2 separate regions of the Homo sapiens genome follow, and region 1 is linked to region 2. Evidence: read pairs that join two places in POLR2A ChIA-PET (ENCODE). Cell type or tissue: HepG2. All regions are shown on one strand. Each heading gives the region's core, and the rest is flanking DNA. Links, peaks and the distances in the headings are about the cores only.

Evidence for each region. ChIA-PET counts read pairs that join two places held together with the same protein. Peaks named below come from ENCODE experiments on the same cell type or tissue, not always from the same donor. Only the 100,000 strongest peaks of a DNase experiment are listed, where the experiment ranks them.
Region 1: POLR2A ChIA-PET joins it to region 2 with 5 read pairs; 4 of 35 experiments call an interaction of 5 or more read pairs at or near these places.

What each region holds. Positions count from the first base shown.
Region 1 is chr6:18,141,957-18,149,633 of GRCh38, reverse strand. TPMT (thiopurine S-methyltransferase) reads left to right here. Exons shown (of 9, transcript NM_000367.5): 2 at 463-646; 3 at 1,719-1,811; 4 at 5,906-6,038. The coding sequence starts at 507. Among named protein-coding and RNA genes, the nearest start is that of TPMT, 9.3 kb to the left of the region's middle. RefSeq lists an enhancer at 1,715-2,914. In HepG2, for the core only: no CTCF peak of the experiment used is centred there; a DNase peak (open chromatin) is centred at 2,243.
Region 2 is chr6:18,053,551-18,061,227 of GRCh38, reverse strand. No RefSeq gene overlaps it. Among named protein-coding and RNA genes, the nearest start is that of NHLRC1, 65 kb to the left of the region's middle. In HepG2, for the core only: no CTCF peak of the experiment used is centred there; a DNase peak (open chromatin) is centred at 4,227; H3K4me3 peaks cover 267 bases.

The sequences.
Region 1 (7,677 bases), core at 2,176-6,175, 89 kb before region 2:
ATACAAAAATTAACCAGGTGTGGTGGTGTGTACCTGAAGTCCCAGCTACTTGGGAGGCTGAAATGGGAGGATCGCTTGAGCCCAGGAGGTTGAAGCTTGCAGTAAGCCAGGGTCTCCAGCCTGGGTGACAGAGCAAGACCTTGTCTCTGAAAAAAAAAAAAACAAGGAAAGAAAGATTAGCTGGGCATGATGGTGCACACCTGCAGTCCCAGCTACTTGGGAGGCTGAGGCAGCAGAATTGCTTGAACCTGGGAGGCAGAGGTTGCAGTGAGCCAAGATCACACTACTGTACCCCAGGCTGGGAGACAGAGTGAGACTCCATCTCAAAAATAAAACCAGAAATAAAAAAAGAAAGAAATATTTTTAAAAAGTCATACTGCTAAGAATAATAGGTTTTCATTTAGTTCATCAATAGAATTCCAATGACCTTAAATGACAACATTGCAAATATTTTCCACGTAGGCACGGAAGACATATGCTTGTGAGACAAAGGTGTCTCTGAAACTATGGATGGTACAAGAACTTCACTTGACATTGAAGAGTACTCGGATACTGAGGTACAGAAAAACCAAGTACTAACTCTGGAAGAATGGCAAGACAAGTGGGTGAACGGCAAGACTGCTTTTCATCAGGAACAAGGACATCAGTAAGAAATATTTGGTATACAATAGAGAAATGTTCTATCAAAAAGTGACTTTGAGATAGAAATAATAAAAGTACACATTATTTGACTAACTTTTAGGATGCACATTTAATTCTTCACATTTTTGTGTCTCCCGAGTCACAGTGCATCTGTGGCATGATGTAGTTTAATTGGCAGAGTCTTTTCTTCCCACAGTGTGTAAATAATGGTGTGGCTTACAAATGATGACATCTTAGATTTATAAAATATGTTCTTTGATCCCTACGGCACCTATGTATTGGCCCTGAATATTTATACCTACAACAGGTGCTCAAGCAATGTTTATGCTTACAATTCTTCATACTGAAAATCAGTGGTGTCTGACTTTGCTTTCCAATAGGATGTGTTCAGATGTTAAAGAATTATCTCTATGGTGGGAGAAAAGAAGTTGCGAGAAATTATAAAGTGAGTTAGGATGTTGTGCAATGTAGTAGTAGTCTTCATAGCAGCAATAAATCATGGGACCAGTGCTGAGTAAAGTGGTTGTTAGAGACATTCCTTGTTCTGGGCAGCCACGCCCATCTCCCCAGGAGATGACATCATCATCATCATCATCATCATACCAGAAACACTGGGTTATTTCTGTCATGTGGATGGCCTTAGAAGAGCCACATCTCCACAGAGGGAATTACAAGAAACTACAGGAGTTACACTTCTCAGGTTTACTTCCGAGGCTTGAGTACACGTTTAGAGAACGTACCATGAAATTAATGTTGAAAAATCCATGGCTCCAGAGGCTCCATCACCCCCAAAATAGTACATATTTAGAGAATTAATAAAGAATTTTCAAAACATCCCCAAGAAAAAAAAATTATTTTTAATTACTAATCAGGAAAGCCCTGGGTGTAAGTCAGATTTACCACTGACTGGGTGTGTGTCTGAGCAAGTTACCTGTTTCTTCATATGTAAGCTGGAGATTATAATAATTAATAGTAACTGCTTATTAAGGTTGTTGGGAATATTAAGTGAGATAATGAATGAAAAGTGTTCACCTACCATACAATTGTCCTAAAACCTTTTTTTTTTTCCTCTTCAGGCTATTAAAGAAGCATTTAGATACTTTCCTTAAAGGCAAGAGTGGACTGAGGGTATTTTTTCCTCTTTGCGGAAAAGCGGTTGAGATGAAATGGTATGAGCAGATAAACATTAACAGAATTATCTTGCCTTAATGATGAATTCTTTGGGTGATTTAACAGGATGTGAGTTTTAAAACTCCATTTTCAGGAAATACACAGAAATTCCTTATTTTTCTATTAGTGATGGGTATATAATTGGAAATAATATTCTCAAACAGTAAGAAACAACAGAAACAGGTATGAAGTCTTTCTGGATTGAGTTTTGAAATTAAAAAATCAGTTTGGAGCCAATGGGGGGAGAAAAAACAGCCTTCCCTTTTACATTTCCTGGATCCTTGTATGTGGTTCAGTTTTTGTAGGTGGTTTAGGAATTTAGCTAAGTTAATTTTTAGATATTTGAAATGGTGGTGGACAGAGAAATTCAAAATGAATTACAGCTTTTTGGCAGGACAATGTTCATAGTCCACAGTTCAGCTCAACCTTCCCCTCCCACCAGGGAACACAGGAGTTTCTGTTATCGTGAATCATTGTTATAAAACCAGTGATTAAGAAAGTATTTCTTGTGAGTAATTCTCTACAAAGAGAATTCACTTTAACAAGCCACTTTTACTATGAGTTACCCTAAAGTCACCTCGACATCATTCTCTATACTGAACTCTCTTGTAATGATAATATACAGATACAATCATACCTGCCAAGATATGCATTTATTTATAAGCTTGAATGTTGAGAACTTTGACCACTGAGCAGGAAAGAAAAAAGAATGTATGAAAAGGTTAGTAAATGCGCCAGGTGTGGTGGCCTCCGCCTGTAATCCCAGCACTTTGGGAGGCCAAGACAGAAGGATCTCTTGAGCCCAGGAATTTGAGACCAGTCTGGACAACATAGACCCTGCCTCAAAAAATAAATTTAAAATAAAATATTAATAAATGTAAAATATAATAACCTAAAAAATGGTCTATTCTGAATATAAATATCGGTGACTAACGCAGAGTATGCATGCATTTTTTGGGAGTTGATTTTCAAGTAGAGATGATAGAATTTTTGCAGCCAGCAACCAATCAACTGTAGCTGAGAGCCTTTGTTAGAGGGCTGCTATGACTTTAAGATTCAAGTGTGGTCATGAAATTGAGAATATTTAAACTATATTATGACATATATTTTAACCAATTCATTGAGCCAGAAGAGATAGTTACTTTCAAAATTACCCTCAAAAAAAATTAACTCTATAAACAGATTGTCATGTGATGTCACCATAAATGGTAACAATGTAGTACAAACAGGTTCTGAGGCAACATTAGGAAAATGGTATGAAATAGCCAATTAAATGTGATTGTTGAATATTTGGGGTCTAAAGCCATTTGTAATAAAGACATTACAAAAAATATCAGAACTGGCCAGGTGCGGTGGCTCACACCTTTAATTAGGTGAGCGGATCACTTGAGGTCAGGAGTTCGAGACCAGCCTGGCCAACATGGTGAAAACCCATCTCTACTAAAAATACAAAAATTAGCCAGGCATGGCAGCGTACGCTTGTAATCCCAACTACCTGAGAAGCTGAAGCAGGAGAATTGCTTGAATCCAGGAGGCGGAGGTTGCAATGAGCCCATGCACTCCAGCCTAGGTGACAGAGTGAGACTCTGTCTCCAAAAAATATATATATATGTATATATACGTAAATACAGTTATTTTTATGTATATATATATATGAACTGAGCTACTGTAATTACATGTAAGAAGTTAAGAAGTTATGATAGTAGATGATTTTTCATTTATGTAACTGATCTATGTATTGAGGTCTATACAGACATGAGATGTGAATAGAAAAACTGACCATGAGCTAAGGCCAAAAAGCATTAAAACAAAATGTTTAAGATATTTAGGTTTAGGTTTTTGGTTTTTTGAGACAGTCCCACTCTGTCACCCAGGGTGGAGTGCAGTGGCATGATCATAGCTCACTGCAACCTTGAACTCCTGGGCTCAAGAGATCCTCCCTCCCAACATGCTGGGATAACAGGCATAAGCCACCACACTTGGTCTTATTTTGTTTTTATTACAGGTTGTAGTAGGCTATGCTTCATTTTTCCATCTGTTGAATGGGAAATAAAAACACATACAGCCAATTTGAATAATGTTTTTGTTTACATTTTATAACTTAAAAAATGTAGGGAGAATTTTTAAACTCCCTGTATGTTTACAGATATCCTAAGAAATACGAAAGATGAAAGACAAGTTATATGTTTCATTTTACAACTAAACAGTTCATGCTCTGCCCACATTGAAAGTACGTACTCTTTTGTAGATAAAAGGTACAGTCAGTCCTGCTATACTTGTTTCAAAACTGAATTCTAACTCAATTGATATATTAGGGAAAAATTTGAGCATGAAATAAATTTCACATTTGCTTGTGTGTGATTTCATCTATAAGAAGCCTTAGGTAAAAGCAGAAAACTGCACCCAGTTGAACTAAACCAGGTATGAATAGATGGAATGCACCAACATCCCCCAGCTACCTTAGTGAGCATTAGGTCTTTTTCACCGTAAAGTGCCATATTGTAGTATTTATCTATTTCTCAACCATTTAACATGTATAAAACTGTTATTATTAGGTTCCTGTTTTTGTTTTTTAATGTGGCACTGACCAAGTTTTTAAATGCTGTGCCCTCACTTTCCCCACCAGCCTGGGGATTTTTAGTGCGTGATTTAGCATAGTGCAGTGATTTTAGGAAGGCACTTGTTACATTATAGCAGAACTATGTTTTTATTTCACTTGACATAAAATCATAACTGTGCCTAGATATTTGTACCACTGGTACTGTTTTCTCTTGAGTCCAAGATCCTGAGACTGAATTCTGTTCATTATAAAACTTACCAGGACTGTAATCCCAGCACTTTGGGAGGCTGAGGCAGGCAGATCATTTGAGGTCAGGAGTTCGAGACCAGCCTGGCCAACACGGTGAAACCCCGTCTCTACTAAAAATACAAAAATTAGCCGGGTATGGTGGGGCACACCTGTAATCCCAGCTACTCTGGAGGCTGAGGCAGGAGAATTGGTTGAACTCGGGAGGTGGAGGTTGCAGTGAGCTGAGATTGTGCCACTGTACTCCAGCCTGGCTGACAGAGTGAGATTCTGTCTCAAAAAAAAAATTTTTTTTGAGGAAAAAATTTTCCTCTTTTCCTCAAAATTACCAGGAAAAGCCCGGGTGTGGTGGCTCACGCCTGTAATCCCAGCACTTTGGGAGGCTGAGGCAGGTGGATCACCTGAGTTCGGGAGCTCGAGACCAGCCTGGCCAACATGGTGAAACCCCGTCTCTACTAAAAATACAAAAATTAGCCAGGCATGGTGACAGGCACCTGTAATCCCAGCTACTCAGGAAGCTGAGACAGGAGAATCGCTTGAACCCAGGAGGTGGAGATTGCAGTGAGCCGAGATTGTGCCATTGCACTCCATCCAGCCTGGGCAACAAAGTGAGACTCCGTCTCAAAAATAAATAAATAAATAAATAAAATTACCAGGACAATGCTATTTGTATATGATAAAATATACAAATTTTTGGATAGTGTTTATTTTAAGCAAATGGAAACTACAAGATTAGTATACAAATGAGTGCTAATGTTCTAGACCTGTTCACTTTAGTACAGTAGCTACTAGCCACATGTGGCTATTTAAATGTAAACTAAATAAAATGTAAAATTCAGTTCCTCAATCACGAGGAACCAATGTGGCTAATGCCTATTTTATTGGACAGCGACAGATATAGACATTTTCATCAATGCAGAAAATTTTAATGGGCAGTGCTGATTTAGAGAAATTGAAAAGCATTTCCTCTAGTCAAATCAATTTGTATTAAATCAGTATTTTGTTATATATCTATAATTACATTCCAACTGTTTCATACATAAAAAAAGATATATATAATTTTCCAAATTTTTATTGTTTCCTGAATTCATATAAGTCAGTTTTTCAGAATTTTTATAAGGTTTGAAAATAATATAGATCTGCTTTCCTGCATGTTCTTTGAAACCCTATGAACCTGAATTCATATAAATTCCTCTAAATTAAAGAAAATATATGCTTACTCTAATATAACCCTCTATTTAGTCATTTGAAAACATAATTTAAGTGTAAATGTATGATTTTATGCAGGTTTGCAGACCGGGGACACAGTGTAGTTGGTGTGGAAATCAGTGAACTTGGGATACAAGAATTTTTTACAGAGCAGAATCTTTCTTACTCAGAAGAACCAATCACCGAAATTCCTGGAACCAAAGTATTTAAGGTTTGTTTTGATTTGGGTAAATAATTGTATCCATATCCCCACAAAAGTTTTTCTCAGTGTGAGTATTATGAGGATACCATTCATGTGTCCGATGGTTCCTATTTAGCACGCAGATTCACTGTAGATACTATATAGTATAAGAAGCAAGGGCTTAAAAATATAGGTGATAGCTACCTAAATAGGTATAGACATATGTATATAAAAGCTGAGGTCAAAGCCTCTCTGTACTCAAGCTTTTAGGCTTGTTTTATTTTTATTAACACGCATTTTCTGAGAACCCATCATGTGCCAGACCCTGCCTAAGACATTGAAGAGATAAAGATAACACAGCACACCCCCCTCACTCCCACCCCTAAAGAATCTCTTAGTTTAGGAGAGAAGAGAAACAGGGACAAAGCTATTTGTAATGCATGGAGCTAAGTGTAAAGACACAGGGTATTAAGGGAAGAGATGGGAGTTACCTGCCCAACCTGGCGGTGCTTCCTGAAGCATGGTGACAGATAGAGCTGGAATCAGGCAGGGCCTGGGTCCATGGTCTTGGACACCTCGGGAAGATACTACTTAAATCACCCATGAGGCCTCATAGGAAGTGATTTGAAGGGAAGTAGCCTCCTGGCAGAGAGACAGGAGGCTATGGCAGTGGTCCAGGAAAGACATCATGAATCCCTGAGCAAGGAGAGTGATGGGGCATAGAGAGTGGTTAGGATGGATTAAAGCAACATTTACGATAGACCCGCAGGATTCTGTGACCGAATGAGGACCAAAGGAGCGATGAGTTCACATTTCTGGCTCAGATGACTGGCTGGATGGTCAAGAATAAATGAGAAGGGCAGAAAGAATGAATCTTTTTCTAGAGATGATGAGTTTAAGGGACCTGTGGAGTGGTGAAGGTTTTATGTCTGAAGCATGGAGTGAGGTTTGGGCTCAAAATGATAGGTTTGGGAGTGGTCTTTATGCTGTGAGCAGAATGAGCCAGTGTAAATAAACAAACACTACCCAAGTGGGAACAAGCAGAGAGAATCTGGCAGAGACTCAAAGGCAGGCAGAGGAGTGGGGAAGCTTAAAAGTGGACAAAAGTAAAAGCTCCCGGCATGTGCTGTTGCGAGGCTGTTGGCACAGGGAAGCTGGAGGTGGGCAACTAGGAACGGGGCATCCTATGTGATTGGTTTGGGGAGCATGTTTGCCTTTCTCTGGCTGATCCTAAATTGGAAGAAGTGTGGTAGTAAAAATCAGGGAAGCTGGCAGTCATTGACCAAGTCACTGCAGAGGTTGTGAAGTGGCTACCTTGTCTGGGGTAAATTCCCCAGGTTCGTCGTCTTGTGCCAGGAAAATTTAGGACAGAGACACACATGAGGAGTTCAGGAGTGGAGGTTTAATAGGCAAAAAAAAAAGAGAAAGAGAAAATAAAACAGCTCTCTCTTTAGTGAGAGAGAGGGGACTTCCGAGAGGAAAAAACCTGCCAGGTGTAGAAGCGCCGGATTTTATAGTGCAGCCTGAGGAGTCAGTGTCTGATTTACATAGGGCTCACAGATTGGTTTGATCAAGTGTGATGTTTACATAACGTGCTGGGAAGGCTGGTCGCCCCACCCTAATCTTATTATGCAAATGAACTCTTCCCTTCGCTGGCACCATGTTGTCT
Region 2 (7,677 bases), core at 2,401-6,400:
GAACAAAGATTGGCTGGGCGTGGTGGCTCATGCCTGTAATCCCAGCACTTTGGGAGGCCAAGGGGGCGGATCACGAGGTTAGGAGTTCAAGAACAGCCTGACCACCGTGGCAAAACCCCGTCTCTACTAAAAATACAAAAATTAGCCAGGCATGGTGGTGCACATCTGTAATCCCAGCTACTCAGGAGGCTGAGGCACAAGAATCAATTGAACCCGGTAGGCGGAGGTTGCAGTCAGCTGAGATCGGACCACTGCACTCCACTCTGGGCGACAGAGTGAGACTCCATCTCAAAATAATAATAATAATAATAATAAAATAAAGAACAAAGATTTCAGGTCGGGCACAGTGGCTCACGCTTGTAATCCCAGCATTTTGGGAGGCCGAGGCTGGTGGATCACTTGAGGTCAGGAGTTTTAGACCAGCTTGGCCAACATGGTGAAACTCCATCTCTACTAAAAATACAAAGAATTAGCTGGGCGTCATGGTGCACCCCTGTAATCCTAGCTACTTGGGAGGCTGAAGCACGAGAATTGCTTGAACCTGGGAGGTGGAGGTTGCAGTGAGTCGAGATAGCACCACTGCACTCCAGCCTGGATGACAGAGTGAGACTCCATCAAAAAAAAAAAAAAAAAAAAAAAAGGAACAAAGATTGAAGTCTGGAATAAAAGAAAACAACAAGTATATGCTGCTCAAAAAAAGATGGATTTTAATTATAAAGACATAGAAAGACTGAAATAAAGTGATGAAAAAAAGATATGTATACATTAACCAAAATACACTAACCCAAGTAAATCTAGGGTAGTTCTACTAATATCAGATAAAGCAGACTTTACAGGAAGATTTATTTGTCAAGCTCTAGAGGGGCATTACATGCATCAAAGGACAGCCAACAGAGTGAAAAGACAAACTACAGAATGGGAGAAAACATTTGCAAATCATATATCTAATAAGGAGTTAATAACCAGAATATATAAAGAACTCCCACAACTCAACAATTTTTTAAAATGCCAGTTAAAAAATGGGCAAAGGACTTGAATAGACATTTTTCCAAAGATGATATACAAATAGCCAACAAGCATATGAAAAGAGGCTTAACATAATAAATCATTAGAGAAATGCAAATCAAACCACATTGAGATATAACCTCACACCATTAGGGTGGCTACTTTAAATTTATTTTTAATTTAAAAAAATTTTTTAATAGAGACAGAGGTCTCACTATGTTGCCCAGGTGGGTCTTGAGCTCTTGGGCTCCAGCAATCCTCCTGCCTCAGCCTCCCAAAGTGCTGGGATTACAGGAGTGAGCACCACAGCCTGCCAGGATGGCTACTTTTTTAAGAAAGCCGAACAAATAGAAAATAACAAATGTTGGCCAGGCACAGTGGCTCACGCCTGTGATGCCAGCACTTTGGGAGGCCGAGGCAGACGATCGCGAGGTCAGGAAATCAAGACCATCCTGGCTAACATGGTGAAACCCCGTCTCTACTAAAAATACAAACAAATTAGCCAGGCATGGTGGCGGGCGCCTATAGTCCCTGCTACTCAGGAGGCTGAGGCAGGAGAATGGCATGAACCCGGGAGGCGGAGCTTGCAGCGAGCGGAGATCACGCTACTGCACTCCAGCCTGGGCGACAGAGCGAGACTCCGTCTCAAAAGAAAAAAAAAGAAAATAACAAATGTTGGCAAGCATGAAGAGCAATTGGAACACTTGTGCACTGTTGATGGGATTGTAAAATGGTGCAGTGACTATGAAAAACAATTGGTGGCTCCTCCAAAAGTTAAAAATGTAATTCCCGCAAGATTCAGCGATTCCATTTCTGGGTATATTCCAAAAGAATTAAAGCAGAATCTCAAAGATGAGTAAATAAACAAAATGTGGTACATACTTCAATGAAATGTTATTCAGCCTTAAAACGGAAGGAGATCCTGTCACATGCTACAACATAGATAAATCTTGAGGACACCATCCCCTTAGCGTCCCTACAACCTAACAGAGATACTTGATCAGTGTTTGATGTTGATGGAAAGAGGATGAGCAAGAGGAGGAAGGAAAGGAGGCAGGCAGAAAGGGAGGAAGAAAGAGGCACACATAACTTGATTGGGACCAGATTATGAAATTTGCACCTGAAATGCAGGGCATGGTGTGGGGGATGAATAGGAAGCAGGAATCGCTCCCTGCTGCAATAAGAATTAAAGCCAAACTCTCTACAATAAAGGATGGCTCTGCACTGGCTCCTGCCCTCTTCTCTGGCGTCACTTTCTCCCACTGTCCTGCACCCACACTGGCTTTCTGCCCCTCTGTATTTCTTCACCTTCTCAGAGAGGCTTTTCCTAACCTCGAATTTTAAAGTAAGTCATTTGGTCTCAATAGTCTGTTTTACAGTCTCCTTAGCATTCTTCACTCTCTGAAATTCTTTTTTTTTTTTTTTTCTTTCTGAGACAGGATCTCACTCTGTCACCCAGGCTGGAGTGCAGTGGTACGATCATGGCTCACTGCAGCCTTGACCTGTCGGGTTCAACGTGATCCTCCCACCTCAGCCTCTCAAGTAGCCAGATAGCTGGAACCACAGACGCATGCCACCATGCCTAGATAATTTGTTTGTTTTGTTTGCTTGTTTGTTTGTTTTAAATAGAAACAGGGTTTCAACATTTTGCCCAGGCTGGTCTCCAACTCCTGAGCTCAAAGCGATCCTCCTGGCCCCAACCCTAAAGTGCTGGGTTTACAGGCATGAGCCACCATGCCCAGCCTGAAATTATTTCTATTTGTGTGTGTTTACTGTAAGTTTCTCCTATAGAATGAAGGTTCCAAGAGAACTGAGCTTTGCCTTGCCTCACCACTACTTCCCCAGCATCCAGAACAGGATCTACAATGCTTGATGCACAGAAGAGGCTGGATAACTATTTGCTGTGAGGGATGTGCTCTTCCATACTCCACTTTAAAGATGAGAAAACAAGGCTCACAAAGGAAAAGTAACTTAGCTGAATCCATATAGCTTGGTGGAGCTGAGATTCCATCCCAGATCTATTTAGTTCCAGAGCCTGAACTTCTTAACCACATCACTAAAACTGTACTGCACCAGTTAATGTTGACAAATAAGTTGGCATGTGTGTGATGGAGGAAGGCTCCTGGGTACAGCTGTATCATTAGGGTCTCCCTTTGGTAACGCACCGGAGGAGACCTCTAACTTCAATGGTGCGAGTGGATCTCCATGGAAACAGGTAGACTGAGTCACATAGGTTTATTTAAAATGGTGCTTCTCAAACTTGAACTAGCTTCAGAATCACTGGAGAATTTGTCAGAAATACAGATTGTGAGGCTGGGCTCAGTGGCTCACGCCTGTACTCCCAGCATTTTGGGAGGCCAAGGCAGGTGGATCACTTGAGGTCAGGAGTTCGAGACCAGCCTGGCCAACATGATGAAACCCCCCTCTCTACTAAAAATACAAAAATTAGCTGGGCATGGTGGCGCACACCTGTAATCCCAGCTACTTGGGAGGCTGAGGCAGAAGAATTGCTTGAACCTGTGAGGCGGAGGTTGCAGTGAGCCAAGACTGCACCATAGCTCTCCAGCTTGGGTGACAGAGCAAGATGCTGTCTCAAAAACAAAACAAAACAACAACAACAACAAAAACAAAAACACAGATTGTGGTTGTTCTTCCCTACCCCAGCCCCAACCACCTTGAGACCTCCCTCCCAGTTTTGGATACAGTAGGCCTAGGTTGGGATTCAAGAATTTGCATTTCTAACCCCAAATCACACTTGAGGGAAAATAAAATACTTAATTAGAATGGATGAGTGGATAACTTTTTAAAAGTGGCTTAATTGGGGATTGATAGTTAAGTGTTAAAGCAAGTGTGTTAAATGTAAATAGTAGAATCAAAAGGACAGGAGTGTGGAGATTCACTGTAAAATCTTCCAACTTGCCTATGTTTGAAATTTTTTACAAGAAAATGCGGCAGGAACAGCAGGAGGGGGATGGGGGGACTTAATAAAAGATTAAGAACCATAATGGAATATAGGCAGCAAATTAGCAGGGACTGTGTTACTACAGAATTAAAGCAACCTGCAAAGTAATGTTAAAATTAATTACATGTATAGACTAATAAGCTGTTTACACGTCACCATCATCTAAAGACTTAATTGAGTGCTTATCTAACATGACCTTTGCTTCAGTTTGTGACAGGAAATGATTAAACAGTGTGCCAACAGAAAAACATCAATCAATTGCTGTTAGTACAGGTTAAATCCTGTGCAGTGAAGACAGAGCAGAGCTTGTATTGCAAAATGTGCTCACTTTTTTTTCCAAGCCCGGGATGAGCACTCACAGAAAAAATACTTTGATAACAATCAGAAATTATTCAATAATCTTATACTGCAAATGCTTTCTATAGCCGTTCATTCATTCATTCAATTAATTGGACAACTATTTATTAAAAGTCTACTATGTGCCAGCACTGCAGGAGACTGAAGATTCTTTTTTCTTTTTCTTTTCTTTTTTTTTTTTTTTGAGACAGAGTGTCACTTTGTCACCCAGGCTGGAGTGCAATGGTACGATCTCGGCTCACTGCAACCTCCGCCTTCCAGTGACCAGTTCAAGCGATGGTCCTGCCTCAGCCTCCCAAATAGCTGGGATTACAGGCGCCTGCCACCGCATCCAGCTAATTTTTGTATTTTTAGTAGAGATGGGGTTTCACCATGTTGACCAGGCTGGTCTTGAACTCCTGACCTGAGATGATCCATCCGCCTCGGTCTCCCATAGTGCTGGGATTATAGGCTTGAGCCACCTTGCCTGGCCAAGATTTTTTTTTAATCGATGAGTAATGTAAAAGAACACCAGCCCTCATGGAGCTTACATTCCACTGAAGAGACAAAGATCAAATAAATAAAATACAAGCCACCTGGTGTAAATGCAATGGAGAAAAATGAAGATGGGAAACAGGGTAGGGAGTGCTGGATGGGAAATGGGACTGGGTTGTAGTTCTAAATAGGATGTTTAGGAAAGGGTGTTTCCAGAAGGTAACTTTTGAGTAAGACCTGAGGAAGGTAGAGGAGTGAGTCATGTAGAAATCTGAGAGAGGAACCCTTCAGGGAGAGAAATCAGCCTGTGTAAAGGCCAGAAAGTGAGAATACACCCAGGGAATCCAGCAAACAGCAAAGAAGCCGCAGAAGTTGGAGGGGATGGAGCAAGGGGACAGTGGTAGGAGCCAAGAACGGAGAAGTAGAGGTGACAGTTGGGGGGAAACTATGTCATCCTTTGAAGCCCTTGTATAAGTCACTGTGACCGCTGGAGGATTAGTGACATGATTTGCCTGACATCAAATATTTGTTATTACCAGTGCCGTGAAGATGCTGAATGAATATGGTGCTAACTCTGCCTGCAGGGAGCTGACCTGTTCCTAAGAGATATATTCACAAACACTTAGAACACAGTGATGAATTGCAAAATATAAACCCAGTGAAGGGGAGCTGTTTACCTCTGAGGTGATCAGGGAAGGCTTCCCAGGACATGTGGACGGACGCAGAGGAGTGGATGAGATTTTGGCTGGAAAAAAAAAATCATGGAGATGAGAGTGCAGAAGGGTACAGGGACTATAGAAGCTAGAGCTTGTAAGAGGTGGTGGAAGGTAAGACTCAGAGGCTGGGTCATTGAGGCCACCTCCAAGAAGCCCTTGAATGTTGTAAGGAGTTTGGACCTTACAGGAATGGGAAACCACCAGAATCTTTGAACATAGAAATTCATCATTAACTATAAGGTTAATCTGGGCAGTGAGGTTTCATTTAGGTTTTTCTTTTCCTCTTTGTTCTTTTTTTTTTCAATTTTTAAAATAATTTTTAAATTTTAAATGGTGATAAAAATAACATGCAATTTACAATGTCAATCATTTTTAATTAAGTTTCAGTAGCTTCTGTGGTGTTAAGTATTATTACATTGTGGTACAACAGGTCTCCAGAACTTTTTCATCTTGCAGAAATGAAACTGTGCCCATTGAACAGAAATTGCCCATTTTCTCCTCCCCCAAGTCCCTGGCAACCATCATTCTACTTTCTGTCTCTATGTATTTGAATGCTCTAGGTACCTCCTATAAGTGGATCCATACAATATTTGTCATTTGTGACTAGCTTATTTCACTGAGAATAATGTCCTCAAGGTTTATTTATTTATTTATTTATTTATTTACTTTTTGAAACCGAGTCTCACTCTGTTGCCCAGGCTGGAGTTCAGTGGCGCGATCTCGGCTCACTGCAACCTCTGTCTCCCAGGTTCAAGTGATTCTGCCTCCTCAGCCTCCTGAGTAGCTGGGATTACAGATGTGTAGCACCATGCCTGACTAATTTTTATATTTTTAGTAGAGACGGGGTTTCACCATGTTGACCAGGCTGGTCTTGAGCTCCTGACCTCAGGTGATCCACCTGCCTCGGCCTCCCAAAGTGCTGGGATTATAGGCGTGAGCCACTGCACCTGGCCTTGATGTCCTTCCTTTTTAAGGCTGAATAATATTCCACTGGATGTATAGACCACATTTTGTTTATCCGTCCATCCACAAATGCATACTTGAATTGCTTCCATCTTCTGGCTATTGTGAATAATGCTGCGATGAACATGGGTATGCAAATGCTTCTTTGAGATCTTGCTTCCCATTCTTTTGGATGCCCAGAAGTGGAATTGCTAGATCATATGGTAATTCTGGTTTTAATTTTTTGAGAAGCCACTATACTATTTCCATAGCAGCTGCACCAGTTTACATTCACAGCAACAGTGCACAGAGTTCCAATTTCTCCACATGCTTACTGACTCTTGTTATTTTCTGTGTTTTTGATAGTAGACACCTACAGTGGGTGTGAGATTTCCTTTGTTGGTGGTGGCTTTTTGTTTTGTTTTGTTTTTTGAGTTAGGGTCTTGCTTTGTCACCCAGACTGGAGGGCTGTGTTGTGATCACAGCTCACTGCACCCTCGAACTCCTGGGCTCAGGCCATCCTCCCACCTCATGCTCCCAAAGTGCTAGGAACATAGATGTGAGCCACCATGGCTGGCCTCTGTTGTTTTTAATTGAAGTAGTTAGTACCCTCCAATTCCCTTCACCCCTTCTCATTGTCACCATCCTGATCTCCACACCAAGCGGACTTGCACTAACCGCTCCTATTTCTAGTTTTCTAGAATCAGCCATAACACATAGGCGTCCAAGCTGGAGAAACTTGGATTATCTGAGGCCCTTCCTTCCCAACATGTCACTGCACTTTCTTTTACTTAACATTTCATAGCATAAAGTTTGCTTCTTTGCTAGGTTCTGTGAACATAATGTGTATTTTAACCAGATTTAACAGAAAAAATTTCAAAATCCAGGAGAGAAAGGCATTTTATTTGCAGTTCCCTTAAAAGTGAAAGTGGAGCTCAGTGCCCTCTGGGCAGGATGATTGCAGCCTGAACAACAGGTTGTTTTTGGCCTCTAACGATCCAGACTTAAAGTGCATCCCATTTTTATTGTTTGACTGTTAAGATGTGTGACTCTAGTTGATTAGATAAGGAATTCTAAGCAAGGCAGTGCAAGGGTGGAGGAGGAAGATGATAACATTAAAGGCTTTTCTCTTTCAGTTCCTCATCTCAGAAGGTCTCCATCATCCTCTGAATTTCCGTCATAAAGATCCACTTAAAAACCATGTCCTTGGCAAGTGTTGAT